Regions from separate parts of the Homo sapiens genome. Here region 1 is linked to region 2. Evidence: chromatin contacts called from ENCODE Hi-C data. All regions are on one chromosome and are shown on one strand. The core of a region is the stretch at or near the end of the contact, and the rest is flanking DNA. Distances in the headings are between cores, read along the strand shown.

What was found. Hi-C counts contacts between places; a loop is a spot of excess contacts on that map. Pooled maps may share reads with other maps.
Region 1: a loop to region 2 is called in a pooled map, with 4 times the contacts of the local background. The contact joins two enhancer-like sites. A Hi-C loop is called at or near these places in 3 of 37 single-sample maps with no recorded cell type and 3 of 50 pooled maps.

What each region holds. Positions count from the first base shown.
Region 1 is chr12:102,404,301-102,409,485 of GRCh38, forward strand. The region is part of intron 3 of IGF1 (insulin like growth factor 1); the gene reads right to left. It overlaps LINC02456 (long intergenic non-protein coding RNA 2456), which reads left to right. Exons shown (of 13, transcript XR_007063427.1): 8 at 3,188-3,321; 9 at 4,032-5,185. Among named protein-coding and RNA genes, the nearest start is that of IGF1, 74 kb to the right of the region's middle. Within about 2 kb of position 1,816, at least 5 of the 41 ENCODE cell types and tissues checked have a DNase peak (open chromatin) inside an H3K27ac peak, as active enhancers do.
Region 2 is chr12:101,930,473-101,935,461 of GRCh38, forward strand. No RefSeq gene overlaps it. Among named protein-coding and RNA genes, the nearest start is that of DRAM1-AS1, 31 kb to the right of the region's middle. RefSeq lists enhancers at 180-259, 1,079-1,198, 1,559-1,668. Within about 2 kb of position 1,424, at least 3 of the 41 ENCODE cell types and tissues checked have a DNase peak (open chromatin) inside an H3K27ac peak, as active enhancers do.

The sequences.
Region 1 (5,185 bases), core at 566-3,065, 470 kb after region 2:
ACCTGGAGAAGGTGAGAGGTTTTAATATGAAGGCTGGGGAAAAAGATAAACTGCCACCCCTTGGGAATAATACCTATTGGCCAAGGCCCATAGGGATCGGCAGGTTTTCTTACACATGTTTTCCGGTTCTACTTGGAACATGAGAGTTATCACCAAGTCCTTCATGAAAGGTAGCTAGTGTTTTATGAGTCGATGGTCAACATCTTGTACTGACTGAGTAGAAGGAAGATGGCATCATTGTGTAAAAACATTCACTAAAATAGCTCAGTGACCACTGCAAAAAGGAAAAAAAGATGGTAGAAAGAAACTGGGCATTTGTATAGAATAACTTGAAATGCCATTTGTTTTAAATTCTGGCACTTTCCCTCAAATATCACAAAAGACCACTTAAGATACATTTGTTGTGGTGCAAAGCATCTACTGCTAAGTTCCCAGTAAACTTGTGTTTTGTTTTTTTTTGTTGTTTTTTTTTTTTGAGATGGAGTCTCGCTCTGTCACCCAGGCTGGAGTGCAGTGGCGCGTTCTCAGCTCACTGCAACCTCTGCCTCCCGGGTTCAAGTGATTCTCCTGCCTCAGCCTCTGTAGTAGCTGGGATTACAGACGCCTGCCACCATGCATGGCTAATTTTTGTACTTTTTAGTAGAGATGGGGTTTCACCATATTGGCCAGGTTGGTCTCGAACTTCTGACCTTGTGATCCACCCGCCTTGGCCTCCCAAAGTGCTGGTATTACAGGCGTAAGCTAAATGTGTGTTCTTAATCTTCCATTGGGTTCTGCTTTCTTTCTTTCTTTCTTTCTTTTTTTTGAGTTGGAGTCTCACTCTGTCACCCAGGCTGGAGTGCAGTGGTGTGATCTAGGCTCACTGCAACCTTTGCCTCCCAGTTCAAGTGATTCTCCTGCCTCAGCCTCCCAAGTAGCTGGGATTACAGGCACGCGCCATCATGCCCAGCTAATTTTTTGTATTTTTAATAGAGATAGGGTTTCACCATGTTGGCCAGGCTGGTCTTGAACTCCTGACCTCAGGTGATCTGCCTGCCTCAGCCTCCTGAAGTGCTGGGATTACAGGCATGAGCCATCATGCCTGGCCGTGTTCTGCTTTCTTATAGGAGTTCTCTAGAAAAATGAGAGAAGGACACATGGGGCCACAGAATAGCATCCCTAATGTTCCCAAACTCCTTGAAATGTTTTTGTTCAATTCTCAATCAACACTGTTGATGGTCTGTAGCTGATCAAACCCGCAAAATAGATATTATTAAGGATGCCATCTCTCTGCCTAACTACTAACCAAATTAATTAACAGGCGGAGAAACACACTAATTTGAATTTTACCTTTTGTTTTTCTGTTTAAGAGGCATACCAGCTCAAAATAAGAAGTTCTTTAAACATCTGCAATGCCCAAACTAAGAAAATATTCAGGAATGAAATGGGAACAAATTAAAAGAAAGCCTCATAAAGCGTTTAATCTCCATTCTTCCTCTCAAGCCAAATTAATCCCAAATTTCTACAAGAAAACATTAAGATACCATCTATGCTTCACTCTTTAAATTAGCGGGGGGCTATAGCAAAAAGAATTGAGGTTAGATTGACCAACCACATACATCCTATTTTTTGTCTCCAATAGAGAGATTCTTTTTCTTTTCTCTCAAAGCACAAGGTATAAAGTGTAAAGTCTGAGCGGAGGGATTCCCTGGTCTGTTTCTTCTGGGTCTGTCTCAGCATCACAGCAAAGCCATGGGCTGAAACTCACTTGAGTGAAGCAGATGCTGTACCAAGTAGCATGATTCCCATGCACACACGTGCACGGTGGAGGCCATTCAAACCAGCTGGGATATCGTCTGGTTTGCATTTGGCTCTCTTCCCAGGCTGTCACATGTGACTTCTTTGTTGCAGACAATGACAGTGACAAAACAAAAGCACTCAGGGACTAGGTCTCAGTTGCATCTGTTGCTTTGCTCATTGTCTTAACTTAATTACGCCAGCCACCCTTGACAATGGGCGGCAAGTGGAGGCATGTTAGAAGCAGCCGTCATCAGAGCTGGCACCCACCTTTGGTGCACTTCTTGAAGAGTTATGAAACTGTCTCACATTCAGTCAAGCAAAAACTTTTCACTTCAGCAGCTTGTCCAATACAAACAAACCAGCTGAAACTGTTTCTAGTATGCAACTAGACAGATTTTTAAAAGGAAAACAGTAGTGAGTAAATACTGTTTCCTATTGACACCAACGAAGGTAAGACTATTAAGAAAACATTGATCCTCCAGCTCACTGGGGTTGGTTAAAGAAGTTTACCCTTTAGAAGGAAAGGTTAACAAACACATTAGGAAATAAGTTTGTGGAGGGTTTGATTTGTGATATATATGATTACCCATTATGGACAGACACGCATATTTAGGGTGCTAGAAAAGGCCCTGAAGAGGCCATTCACCTTCTCCCATTATCTCTTGGTTCTTATCCAAGCTCCAAGCTTTCCTTTGGAAAGCTATCCACAGACTTTTCAATTAAGATTACTGTGCCAGGTGTGGTGGCTCACACCTGTAATCCCAGCACTTTGGGAGGCCGAGGTGGGCAGATCACTTGAGGTCAGGAGCTGGAGACCAGCCTGGCCAACATGGTGAAACCCCGTCTCTACTAAAAATACAAAAAATTAGCCTGGTGTGGTGGCGTGTGCCTGTAGTTTCAGCTACTCAGGAGGCTGAGGCAGGAAAATTGCTTGAACCCAGGAGGCGGAGGTTGCAGTGAGCTGAGATTGTGCCACTGCATTCCAGCCTTGGCGACAGAGTAAAACTCTGTCTCCAAAAAAAAAAAAAAAAAAAAAAAAAAAAAAAAAAAAAAAAGATCACTGAGGACTAATAACAACGGCAATAATAATAATCTTGCTTAACATTTGCAAAGGCTTTACAGTTTACAAAATAATATCACTGAATCCTTACAATCACCACATGAGGTGATGCGGTGTTATTCCTGTCAGTCCCACGTACAAGCTGAAGCTCGCTAACATTTAGTAATGTGCTTGAGGTCACAGAGGAACAAACTGATAGACAAAGGGCTAAAATAATAACAGTTCCCATTACTTGAACATTTGTCATGTGCTGGGGATTGTAGTATGTATGTAAATTGCATATATTTTCTTGTTTCCTATACTTCTCTCAGGGATAAGTACTACTGTCTTGACTGTTTTATCTTTAAGGAATCTGAAACTTAGGATAAACAACTTGCCTAATTTCTTATGATGGAGATGTAATAGTGGTTGGAATTTGGACCTATTCCTTCTGATTCTGGAGCTCACCAGTTAACCACTCTGCTAAACTGCCTCCCCAAGAGGTAAAAAATATCTAGTGCTTTCAAGTCCAAATCACTTTCCAATAGCAATAGTTGATAATATCATGAGCTGCCCATGCTTCCAGATGGGGGTAGATGCTAGTTTGGAGGGAAAGGCTGTGCCATGGGACAGAAGACTCAATGAGGAGGGTGAGTATTACCACAAGCTGGGACCCATTTGTAATGGTATTTATAGAAGTCTAGGAGCACAGTATTCAATTAGCAAAAGCAAACTCCCTAGGTATTATAACCCCCTTTTTTTCCTCCCCACTTATCTTTATGAGATTTTGCCTGAGAGATAGAATCTAAAAGGATAAAAATAGGCTCTTTAAACTTCAGGGAGGAAGCAGTGATGTTTTCAATAGACTATGTTTCCATCTCCACCCACTCCAAACAAGTTAAGTATTGTATGACATGAAGTCTAGGAAAAGCCTGGCACTCTATAAAAAATACTGGGAAAATTCTGTCCAGCATGGAATATCAGCAGCTTATTGTACAGCATAAAGTACTAACTCAGCATTGACCTGCTCCCAAAAAGGGCAAAATGAGAAGAAAAGAGCAGTGGATGATTGGAAAGAGGGCTCAGATATCAGCCCTTTACCTGTTGAAAGGGATGTGCTATAGCAATTTTGCTGGCTTGGCCTGGGGACATGTGAAATGGTGGAGGATGATTTAGATGTCTCAGTATCAACTTTGATATCTCTTTACTTCAGGGAATCACAAGTTCAAATTCCAGGAGAGTTGGATCAGCCTTTCCTCTCTGGCAGCCAGGCAAAGCGAGGGTCATGCGATCTACTCAGCACTTTGGGATGTGACTTCAAAACCAAAGAACAAGGTGCACATTTTGAGAAACGTGTACTCCTTGTTTATGTGGCTGCTTCTTTAACAGAGTGAGGGATATGTACTTACTGGACACAGTTTTGGTTAGCCCAGCATCACGTTTTTTTCTGGAAACCTCACCCCACTTTTTATGTGGTTGTAGGAATTCCCCCACCCCCTGCCAGTACAACGGCTCTTCTTTGGCTCTAGTGGATTGGAACAGGGCAGGCCCCTCCCAAGAGCCAGTGACCAAGTATGGTGGGGACATTGAGGCAGACCTATTTCTGAGAAACACAGAAATTTGTTGGGCAACTGTATTGCCCAACTTTGGCTCAAAAACTCCATGATGACTTTGCTGAACTTTCCTTAGACCATAGACCCACCAAAAATGTTTCCAACCAATCTACTCTCTCTCTCTCCTTCCCTTGGGGTTAGGCTTGCCTTGCAATCTGATGGCTTTGCCTATCCTCCCCTATTTCTGTTCACACATTAATTCCCCCTAATAAAACCCCTGCTCATTTAACACCTTCTCATCTTCTGTTTCTTGGAGGACCTCATCTTATGCATCTGGTTTAAATCCTAGCTCTCCCACACAGTAGTCGTGTGACCTTTGATAATCACTACATTGTGCTGTCCTCAATTTCCTCTTCTGTAAAATGAAAGTGTGGGGTAAGAGCACCTACATCACAGTGGTGTTATAATTGGATGTAATAACCCTCAGTCATTTACCTGGCATGCGGTATAGTTGTATGCAGGAGAGTCTACTGTTTAGAAAAACCTTGAACCTAATTGTTAGCACCATCAGTCTGTTCTGGCTTGTGTGCTGTAAGAGCCCTCTCTGGGTCTACATTTGCTCAAGCATTGATGTTCTGTAGAGTAAATTCTGCATGTTTGTCTCTCCACTAAAACATAAGTTCCTTGAGAGCAGGTAGCATATTTCCTTCACTTCTATATCCTCTCCAGATCCAAGCAAAGTGTTTGAGCAAAGTGGCAAACCAGGAAATGCTCATTTAATGGATGCGAATTTCCTGCAGGAATGATGGAATGG
Region 2 (4,989 bases), core at 174-2,673:
TTTTTGTATTTTTTGTAGCGATAGGGTCTCACTATGTTGCCTAGGCTGGCCTCAAACTCCTGGACTCAAGAGATCCTTTTGTCTGGGCCTCCCAAAGTGTTAGGATTATAGGCGTGAGCCACCACCACGCACGCCTGGCCGTCGTAGCCATTTTTAAGTGTGCAGTTCAGTGGTTTTGAATACATTCATAATGTTGTGCAACCATCACCACCATCCATCTCCAGAACCCTCTTCATCTTGTAAAACTGAAACTCTGTGCCCATTGAACAATAACTCCTGATTCCCTCTTGCCCCAGCCCCTGGCAACCATTATTCTACTTTCTGGCTCTATGATTTTGACTATTCTAGATACCTCATATAAGTGGAATCATACAGCATTTCTCTTTTTGTGACTGGCTTATTTCATTTAGCGTAATGTCTCAGCACCATCCATGTTGTAGCATGTGTTGGAATTTTTTCCATATTAAGGCTTAGTAAGATTCCATTGTACATTTATACCCACTTTGTTTACCAATCATCTGTTGATGGACACTTCAGTTGCTTCCACATTGTGAATAATGCTGCTACAAACATGTGTGTACAAATATTTCTTTGAGACCCTGCTTTAAATTCTTCTGGGTATATACCAAGAAGTGGGATTGCTGGATCATATGGAAATTCTATTTTTAATTTTTTGAGGAACCACCATACTGTTTTCCATAGCAGCTGTACCATTTTACAGTCCCACCAACAGTGCACAAGGATTCTAATTTCTTCACATCCTCGCCAACATTTGTTTTTTCCTATTTATTTATTTATTTGAGATTTGAGGGTCTTGGTATGTTACCCACGCTGGCCTCCAATTCCTTGGCTCAAGAGATCCTCATGCCTCAGCCTCTAAAGTAGCTGGGATTACAGGCACAAACCATAGCACCTGACATATTTTCCATTTTTTTGGTTAGTAGCCTTCCTAATGGGTGTGAGGTGATATCTCATAGTATTTTGGTTTGCATTTCCCTAAGAATTAATGATGTTGGTCATTTTTTCATGTGCTTATTGGTCACCTATATATCTTCTTTGGAGAAACATCTGTTCAGTTCGTTTTTGAATTGGGTTGTTTTCCTCAGTCCTCAGTCTTGTCACATGTATGGATGTGATATCAGATCAGCAGCATGTAAGTTAGTCTTCTTGGAGCTGAAGCAGCAGCAGGAAGTGGTGAGGACTCTGGCTCCTGGGTTCCAGCTCTCTTGCTCTCCCTTGCTCATCAGGCTAATATCAGCATGAGTGACAGGAAAGCCTGGAAGACTAACTTCACCTTCTTTAACAATCCTTTTACTCAGGGTCAGCCCAGAGTAGCAGGTTCTGGGTGCCACCTAAGACATCTGATTTAAGGTGAAGAGTGATGTATTTAGAATTGGCCAGTGCTTTGACAGCTGCAAACATAACCTTTAACACGCATATTAAAATGAATACTGAGCTTAGTTCAGTCTTTCATTTCCTTTTAATACTTGAAAAGCTACAGTTTTGTTTTAAAGTTCTCTTAAAAGGCTCTAGCAGGTGAATTTATTCTTCTGCTTGATTGCATTTGGACCCTTAAATAACAGCCACCTTGAAACTGAAACCGGGAAAACCCCAGGTCTCTGGCCAGAAGAAGCAAAGGTATGTTCTGAGATTTATTAAATAATTACCTACTTGTTGAAATGTTGTAGGCAGGAGAAAAAAGCTGAGATGTTGGCAAATATGAGTAGAGATTAGGAAGGATCTTGAGTCATGAGGCTTTTAAATGTGGTGGAACATTTTGGTGTTACTGACCTTTGACTCAGGACAGTTGAACCAAGCGATGTGGTCTTCAGACTCAACCTGGCCGTGGCTTGGTATATCTTTATATTGACTGTCTCAATGACCGCAGTCAACTGTGATCCAGTTGTTTGGAGCATTCACAGCAATGACTTGAAGGGAAGAGAATAAGGAGTGAGAAACAAAACTCGGAATTCGTTGGCCTTTGTGACAGCCCGTCTGCAGTTGGTCTGAATAGCACATAGGGAAGGTTTCCTAATGTAGTACATTGCTCTGAAACTAATTTGATTCAGAGCGCCAGGGAGGGAGGATGTTTTCACTTGGTGATACCTTCCATCAGTGTTCCAAACTTCAGCCATCTGTGCTTCTTTTGAAATTTCTTGTCATGCTGTGTACCAAAATTTACTTAATACTTTGCAATGGCTCCTTAACTTAAATATTTTTATTTTAAAGAGAAACTTCTCCTACTGCTTTGTCTCCTGGATTGCCTAGGTTGGTCAATGATATTACCATCTGTTGGGTCACCCAGGGCAGAAACATGAGCATTATCCTAGACATCTCACTTTGCTCAAAGCCCACACCCCATGTTCTATTAACATTGTCTCCTGGCCGGGTGTGGTGGCTCACACTTGTAATCCCAGCACTTTTGGAGGCCCACTCCGGTGGATCATTTGAGGTCAGGAGTTCAAGACCAGCCTGGCCAACATAGTGAAACCCTGTCTCTACTAAAAATACAAAAATTAGCCGTCGTGGTGGCACACACCTCTAATCCCAACTACTCGGGAGGCTGAGGCAGGAAAATCACTTGAACCCTGGAGGCGGAGGTTGCATTGAGCGGAGATTGCACCACTGCACTCCAGCCTGGGCGACAGAGTGAGGGAGACTCCGTCTCAAAGAAAAAAAAGAAAAGGCTCCTATGTACAGTATGAATAGATAATTATCATCCAAATTAGGGCATTTTGGGGGGCAAATGGGACACTACTAATAATCATACCCAGGGTAAACTGTCTGAAGCAAATGGGGATGTATGGTCAACCCGTCCATATGGTCTTGAATCCTCTTCCCATTACATTCTCCCTGCTATTACTGCCTTAGTTCAGGCCTTCAAAATTATTTGCTTAGACTAGTGTAGTAGCTTGCTACGGTTTCCTTGACTTCAATCTTGGTCCTTTCCAACGTATCTTACACACTGCACATAAACATTTGATCTATCACCCTTTTCAGACCTTTCAGTATCTGCCTGTAATGTCATGATACATTTCAAATTTCTTAGTGTGGCTTATGAGGTTCCTCACAGATCTGGTTCCTTCTAGCCTTCCAGGCTGTTTGCTCGTTTATCTATTGCTCTATTCACATTTATTGTCACTGTGGGTAGTACAATGTTAGGCTCCAGGAATATAATAATAAGATGAGTTTTTGCCCTCAAGATATTTATAGTGCAGTAGAGAAACAGTCAAGGGGATGCTGTAGCAATATGTACCATGGCAAAGCACCACAACCTATGGCTTCACTATTCAGGGTGTTGTTCAGGGACCAGCAGCATGACTATCACTTGGGAGCTCTGTAGAAATGCAGAATCTAAGTCCTAGGGCAGTAGCTCAAATCTCTAATCTCAGCTTTGGGAGGCTGAGGTGGGAGTATCACTTCAGGCCAAGAAATTGAGGACTGCCTGGGCAACACACCAAGACCCCATCTCTCAAAAAAAAAAAAAAAATTAGCTGGTGCGGTGGCACACATCTGTAGTCCTAGTTACTTGAGAGTTAAGGCAGCAGAATGGATGGCTTGAGCCCAGGAGTTTGAGGCTTCAGTGAGCTATGATTGCACCACTGTGCTCCAGCCTGGGCAACAAAGTGAGACGCTGTGTCTGAAGAAAGAAAGAAATGCAGAATCTTAGTGCCCCGAGCCAGACTCAGTAAATGCGAATCTGCATTTTAACAAGATCCCTAGGTGATTGGAATGAATGTCAGCTTTTGAAGTCCTGGTCTATGGGACCACACTAGTTGAAGCACTTGATTCAGATCCCCAGGAGAGGTCATGCCTGGCAAGAGACTTAGAGAAGAAGATGGAGTTTGCTAAATGAAGGCGAGGAGGGAAGAGGCACATGTCCTGGACAAATTGGCATGTGCTTTGGCACACAGGCAAAAGAGGATGTGCTGTTTGGGGGAAGTTACAAGTTGTTCCATATTTTGGGAACAAATTGCTGATGGTGGCCTCACTTAGCTCAGACATGCCATCAATTCAAGGAAAAAGTTTGATCAAATTTGATACCTCCATCTCATATTTGAGCCAATCCTGAAACATAGTGATTAAGAATGAGTACTTTGATTCATAAAGAAAAAGCAGAATAGAAGTTACTAGGGGCTGGGGACAGGGGGAGATGGGGAATTATTGCTTAATGGACAAGAGTTTCTGTTTGGGATGGTGAAAAATTCCTGGAAATGGATAGTTGTACAACATTGTGAATACCATGAAATTGTAAATACTTTAAAATGATTAAAGTGGTACATTTTATGTTATGTATATTTTATCATAATTTTTTTAAAGAATAAGTACTTTGGAATCAAGACCTAATTTTCAAGACCTACCATTTCCTTTCTGTCACGCCTCAGTCAAGTCAGATAACGTCTTGGTGTCTCAGTACCCTTATCTGTAAAGTGGGAATAATGCTAGCACCTGCCTTGTAGGCTTGTCACGAGGATTCCTTGAAGCAATGCCTGTAAAGCACCTGGGAACTTGTTGGTGATCCTTATGCCTGCCCATTGAAGCTTGAAATGCCCAGCCTTAGCAGTTTGCCTGGCACAGCCAGAGCTGTGCATGGCAGATGCTGTTATAGCCCTTCCACCTCCCTCTCGACTGCATACCCTCAACTGTCTTCTCCCTGTACAGCAGCAGTTTTCAACTCTGGCTGCACATGAGAATCACCTGGAGAGTTTTTTTTTAAAACCCTGTTGCCTGGAGCAATTAAATCAGAATTTCAGGAAGTCAGATGGAAGCATTATTATTTCAGGTGATTTCAGTGTGCAGCCAAGGCTGAGAAACACGGTTCTGCTGTAGCGGTTTGCTAACTTTAGTGTGCATCAGAATCACCTGGAGGGTTTGTTAAAACACAGTTTCTGGGACCTGCCCCAGAGTTTTCCATTTAGTGGATACAAAACAACTCACCTGCTTTATTCCACCATCTATGTGGCTGCTCTTTGCTTTTGTTTGCCATCT